Linked DNA regions of Homo sapiens: region 1 is linked to region 2. Evidence: chromatin contacts called from ENCODE Hi-C or POLR2A ChIA-PET data. All regions are on one chromosome and are shown on one strand. Each heading gives the region's core, a stretch centred on a gene start or an enhancer-like site at or near the end of the contact. The rest is flanking DNA. Distances are from core to core; before and after follow the strand shown.

Region 1 (2,870 bases), core at 44-2,543, 4.8 Mb after region 2:
TAGTAAACTCTCCTCAAAGCCCCATGCTGGGGAGATTGAGGCTTCCTTCAGAGATGACATTTGGGTGACAGCAACACAGGATGAACCTAGAAGTTTCATCTTTCTAATAGAAACTATAGGAAGAGGACAGAAGAAAAAGGGTGGTGGTCTCAGAACAATTTGTATTAAATAAATATTGCTGAGCTCCTACGTGTTAGGCCCTATACCAGATAATTTAACACCATTGACCACCCCCCCACCCCTACTTTAGAGGCAAAAATTTGAAGCTCAGCCTACTCAAGCAGCTGACCTCATCATTTCAAAACAGATTTGATTTCCAGGGTTGCCTGCTGTCAGTCCAGCCTTCTTTCCATTATATTACAGCTGGGCAGCAGCCCGCAAAGATCAGGGGTTTGAGACCGTACATCATAATACCAAGACAACGAGTCTCAAAACACACTTTAAAAAATCGGGTTCTGTCAGAAGCTCAAGAAGGGAAGAGGCCCGAGGCTCGACCTGCATCACCTCCCTGGAAAGCCAGGGATGAGATACCCTGGCTTTAATAAATGTTTTTTTTTTTAAGAGCAGAGCGGAACCAGGAGGAGAAACTGAGCCGCTCAGCAAAAACGAAGTAACAGCTGTACTAGTCACAGGGGCAGGATAGGGAGGTTCCAAGAGGGCACTCAGAAGGGGCTCTGTGGTTGGCAGGCCACTACAGATCATAAGCCGTCCATCGCTGAACAGGGGGTGGGGTAGATTTAAGATCAGAGATCAAATCTACTTCTCTATCCTAGCCTCCAGTTTCACAAAAAAGGAAAGATAACCTATGCACTGTGAATTCCTAAGAACAGGGGCCAAACACCGCTCAGCCTGGTACCCCTAAGACCTCACTCAAAAAGTCAGGGAGTTTTCGGCCACTTCAGAAAGACTTTGTTGTTACCCCTCCGTCTTAACCCAGGTGAGTTAAGTGACAATCAAATTCACCCAGCTCATGGGCACTGAGCAGGGCCGAGGGCCAAGGACCTCACCCACAAGGTCGTGTCCCGCGTTCAGTAGCGTGCGGGACGCGGGGCCCCCGAAAGTGGATTCCTGCCCCGCCCAGCGGAGGGACGGCAACAGCAGGAAGGGACTAAGAGAGGTCTCTTCCGGGAGGCCCCCCGAAGGCTGGACCTAGTCCGAACCGGCTCCGGAGGGCCGCAGGAACCTATGAAACACGCCGCTCACCTGCAATGGCCTCGGCCGGCCGGGATGGCAACAGATGGTGCGTGCCGGGGACCGCGTTAGCAGCAGCACTCTTGAGAAACCAGGAAAAGAGGAAACATGCGCGCGCAGCGGGCGCCGCCGTAAACACGACCGGCGCTGTCGTAAACTGCTCTCCCGCTTCCTCTGGGTTGGGCGGAAGAACTCACGAGCCGTAAAGCGAAGGTCCACCCGGAAATCCGTTACTGCGTTTCGCCAGGCGTCCTCATTAGCCTCCGAGGCGCCGAGACGCGAGAGGTGTGATTGGCACTACGTCAGGCGGTATCCGGGGACGCCCAAAGAGGGCGTTCATCACTGAAACTTGGCGGCCGCGCAATCGAAGCTCGAGGCGGGGAGCGACTGGCGCCCTTCTGTGTCCCACAATGCTTCGCGGCGCGCCTCAGCCCCCATGTATCCCACCGTCACCCGCGACTCCCCGCCTGTTCTACCTGCCTGCTTAATGTGAAACTCAGCGCAGGGGAGGTCCGTCGGTGTCTTAGGCGGTCCTTATTGTTACTCCTCCGCCTTTATAGTTGTGGAAACTGAGGCTCAGAAGTGCCAAGTGACCTGCCTAGATCAGACTGTTAGTTTAGGGTTCTAACCGCCAGAGTTCAAACCATACTTCCGCAGTTCTCAAACTTAATTGTAGGACAGGGATTTCTGGAACAGTGTTTTTATTTATTTTTATTTATTTTTTGAGACAGGGTTTCGCTCTGTCGCCCAGGCTGAAATGTAGTGGCAGGATCACGGCTTATTGCACCCTCGACTTCTCAGGTACAAGCGATCCTCCCAGTTCAGCCTCCCGAGTCGTTGGTGTACACAGGCACGCACAACCACGCCTGCCTAATTTTTGTATTTTTGGTAGAGATGGGGTTTTGCTATGTTGCTCAGGCTGGTCTCAAACTCCTGAGCTCAACAGTCCACCCACTGGGGCTAGGGTTACAGGCATGAGTCACCGTACCCGGCCAGCTAATGATTTTTAAAAATTTTGTAGAGACAGCGTCTCACTATGTTGCCCGGGCTGGTCTTTAACTCCTGGTCTAAAGTGGTCCTCTCGCCTCAGCGTGCGGAGCAGCTGAGGCTACAGGTGCATGCCACCATGCCTGGCTAATTTTTTTTTTTAGACGGAGTCTTGCTCTGTCTTCCAGGCTGGAGTGGAGTGCAGTGGCGCTATCTCAGTTCACTGCAACCTCCGCATCCCAGGTTCAGGTGATTCTCCTGCTTCAGTCTCCCGAGTAGCTGGGATTGCAGGCGTGTACCAACATGCCCGGCTAATTTTCCTTTTAGTAGAGACGGGGTTTCACCTTGCTGACCAGGCTGGTCTCGAACTCCTGACCTCAGGTGATCTACCCACCTCGGCCTCCCAAAGTGCTAGGATTACAGGCGTGAGCCACTGCGTCCGGCTGCCTGGCTAATTAAAAAAAAAAAAAAAAACTTCTGTGGAGACGAAGTCTCATCATGTTGCCAAGGCTAGTCTCAAACTCCTGGGCTCAAGCAGTCCTCCTGTCTCGGTCTCCCAAAGTGCTGGGATTACGGGCGTGAGCCACCACACCTGACCAGGATAGTATTTTTAAAAATTCAGATTCTGGGTCTCATTTTGATAGATTATACGGATATGTTTATGCTGGAGCCCAAGAGCTCCGCATTAGCTG
Region 2 (2,895 bases), core at 170-2,669:
AGGATCGCATGAGCCAGGCAGGCAGAGATGGCAGTGAGACGGGATCATGCCACTGCACTCCAGCCTGGGTGAGGGTGACCTCATCTCAAAACAAAAACAAAAAAACAAACAAACAAAAAAATTGCAATTACTTAACACTTGCATTATTTACCTAACTTCTCCTGAGTCCCAACATAAAGGCATCCATGCTTAAGAACGTTGCTTGTCCTGTCCCAGGGTCCCCTTGGTCCACTGCAGAATCTTTCACTACAGTGTAACATGTTTTTTCTTTCAACATTTTTAAGTTTTCCAAATCCGTAAGAAATGGGCACTGTTAGTATTAAAGATATAAAGAAATTTAAGACAAGTGCTGTGTCGTTTAGATTTAGCAGTCAGTGTGATTAGAAGCAGCAGAGGAGAGGCGTGACCCAAGACACCGATTCTAGTTATAAGGTCTCTCTGGCTTCAAGAGGGGAAGCAGGGAGTCCCTATCGAGTTGCTGCCGCTCAGGTCAGAAACGGTGGACTGGACTAGGGGGCGGGGGTATCAGTGGCAGCAGGCGGAGCTGGCAATTGTCAGGAGTCCTTGGCCAGAGCCTGACCCAGCCCACCCAGCTCTCTGGTTTTCTGCTTGGAGAGAAAGATATCCTGACAGACGCGAGTTTAGGCAGTGCCCTGGGTATGACCAAAGGATGTTGGTTAAAGGCCCCGTTCTGGGAACGGGTCAGGATTCGTCCTTGCTTCCTTCTGAAGGGTTTTGTGTCCTCAGGCTGTTTCCTGGTTTGTGAAATAGGATAGTATCTGCCTCCTGCATCCATCAGGTAATAGGGATGCAATGATTACATAAGGACTATGAAGCCACGGCAGCCATTCTTATTAATAACCTGAGGGGCGCAGAACGTCGTTTAGAGTTTGCAAGGGTTTGAAAAGCCCCCCGTAAGTGGACACTTCCCAGCAGAGGCCATCACCCTAACTCTCGCGTGCTCAGCCCCTTGCATTTTACAGAAGTCCTCCCAGAAACTCTCGTTGGCGCCTCTTAGCTGCCCAATGAGGCCACATGAGTCATTAACCTCGTTCATATAACAGAAAACGGAGCTCTGACGGATCTCGTTTCCCCTGTGGGGAGATCACTGAGTCGGAAACGAAGCTCTGTGGCCATGGATCTACTTCGGATAGACTAGGAGGAAATGGATTTCCTCCGTGGGGCGGGAGGCTCTAGTGCTCGAGGGCAGGAAACGCCAGGAGGTGGCCCAAGGAAGAGGCCGCACACGACGCCCCGCCCCCGGCTCGAGCCCCGGATGAGGAAGTGGTGCGGCCACCGAGACGAGACGGAGGCCCGGCGAGAGCGGCGCGGGGGCGCGAGGGCGGGAAGGAGGCGGGGCCCCGGGGCGGAGCCACCGGAGCGGCGCGGGTTCTCAGGTGAGCGCTACACGGTCGGGGCGGGCCTAGTAGGCGCTTCAGGCTTAGGGGCGGAACAGCGCGGGCCGCGCGGGCGTAGGCGGGGTATCTGGAGGAGGCGCAGGGAACCTGGAGAGGGTCCAGCCCTCAGTGCCCCGGCCAGAGGCGGGAAGGGGCTCTAGAGCTTCGGTGAGTGGAGCTGCCCGCCCCGGACTGGGGATTGGGGGGGCTTGAGATAGGGGACCTTGGCCCAGGTTCGAGTTCCAGGCTCCATCCCCATTCCGCTGTGTGACCTTGGACAAGTCTCTCTCCCTCTCTGAGCCTCAACGGCCTCAGCTGTGAAACGGAGTCAGGGAAGGTCTGCTGAGAGTTCGCACAGACCGAGGTTTGGGGAAGGAACTTCTGCCTTCCTCCTCTTTGTGGTTGCCTTGCTCAGGACATTGGCAGCAAAACGAGAATGGTGGGAGTGTCTCTTAAGTCTCGAGTGACCTTGAGCAAGTCCCTTGCCCGGAGTCACACTTTCATCATCTACAAAATGAGTGGGCTAACCTCTTTTAAGATCTCTTTACTATTTGGGTGTTATTGGTGTAGATGGAGACAAGGTGATGAGCACCCATTCAGCGCAATGCTTCCCCTATGGGGGTGTGATAGAATATCTTCTCCTAGGTTTGACTAGCCCCTGGCCCGAATTCCCCTTAGTTCCTGGATTCTGTGGTTCTATTTGTTCTCCATCGCTCCTTGTAACTGGAGGAGTGACTTCTTCCGAGAGTCACTTGGCACCACTTCACAGCAGAGGAACACCAGTATCTTCACTGGCCTAAAATCAAAGAGTGGTTGCAAGGAAAAATCTGACATTCCAACCTTTTCGTTTGTATTTCTGTGGCAGGGAGGCAAGATGACTTCTCTGCCCCAAGCTTGGAACAGCTAAAGGGAAAAACAGTGCAAGATGAGAACAACAAAGGTCTACAAACTCGTCATCCACAAGAAGGGCTTTGGGGGCAGTGGTCAGTATCGATTGGTCTTTAGAGGTTTTGTAAGTTGGCTGAGGTTCTGGTGTGTGCAATACCTAGAAATTACACACTGACTCGTGTGACAATTGAGGCTAAACAGGCGACTAAACAGACTAAAGCAGCAACTGTCATACAGTAACAATAGGAGGATGGCAGGACCCTTCTAATGCATTTGCATTCAGACTTTTAAGGAACATTGTGAATGCTGCCGGTTTACTACCCTTCATTTGTTGAATTGCATTATTAATTACAAATCTTCCGTGTATGTTCCATAAAATTCCAGCCTGCACTGGTTTGGCAGATAAGAGAAACTAAAATCGTTTATCAGTTTTTACATTGAGTGAGAGAGAAGTGGCATAGATGTGCATAGAGCAGGTATGATCAAAGCATGAACCTTTGCCTGGCTTGTAGGCATGGGAAGAAGGAGCAGGATACAGCATGTTATTCTGCACTGAGCTATAGTCTGAGTATCTACTCTGCTTCTAATTTTCCTGGTGACCTTGGGCAAG

What was found. A loop is a pair of places that touch in the nucleus more often than their neighbours do. ChIA-PET counts read pairs that join two places held with the same protein, here RNA polymerase II (POLR2A). Pooled maps may share reads with other maps.
Region 1: a map of CD4-positive, alpha-beta T cell shows a loop between it and region 2 (9-fold over the local background). The contact joins the promoter of EIF3D here to the promoter of DEPDC5 in region 2. A Hi-C loop is called at or near these places in 2 of 168 maps with a recorded cell type or tissue (CD4-positive, alpha-beta T cell and naive thymus-derived CD4-positive, alpha-beta T cell) and 9 of 50 pooled maps. POLR2A ChIA-PET finds 5 or more read pairs at or near these places in 1 of 52 experiments (GM12878).

Annotation. Positions count from the first base shown.
Region 1 is chr22:36,527,873-36,530,742 of GRCh38, forward strand. It overlaps EIF3D (eukaryotic translation initiation factor 3 subunit D), which reads right to left and starts at 1,294. Exons shown (of 15, transcript NM_003753.4): 1 at 1,204-1,294. RefSeq lists enhancers at 805-854, 1,165-1,564.
Region 2 is chr22:31,752,600-31,755,494 of GRCh38, forward strand. It overlaps DEPDC5 (DEP domain containing 5, GATOR1 subcomplex subunit), which reads left to right and starts at 1,420. Exons shown (of 43, transcript NM_001242896.3): 1 at 1,420-1,565; 2 at 2,263-2,380. The coding sequence starts at 2,323. RefSeq lists a silencer at 1,185-1,494.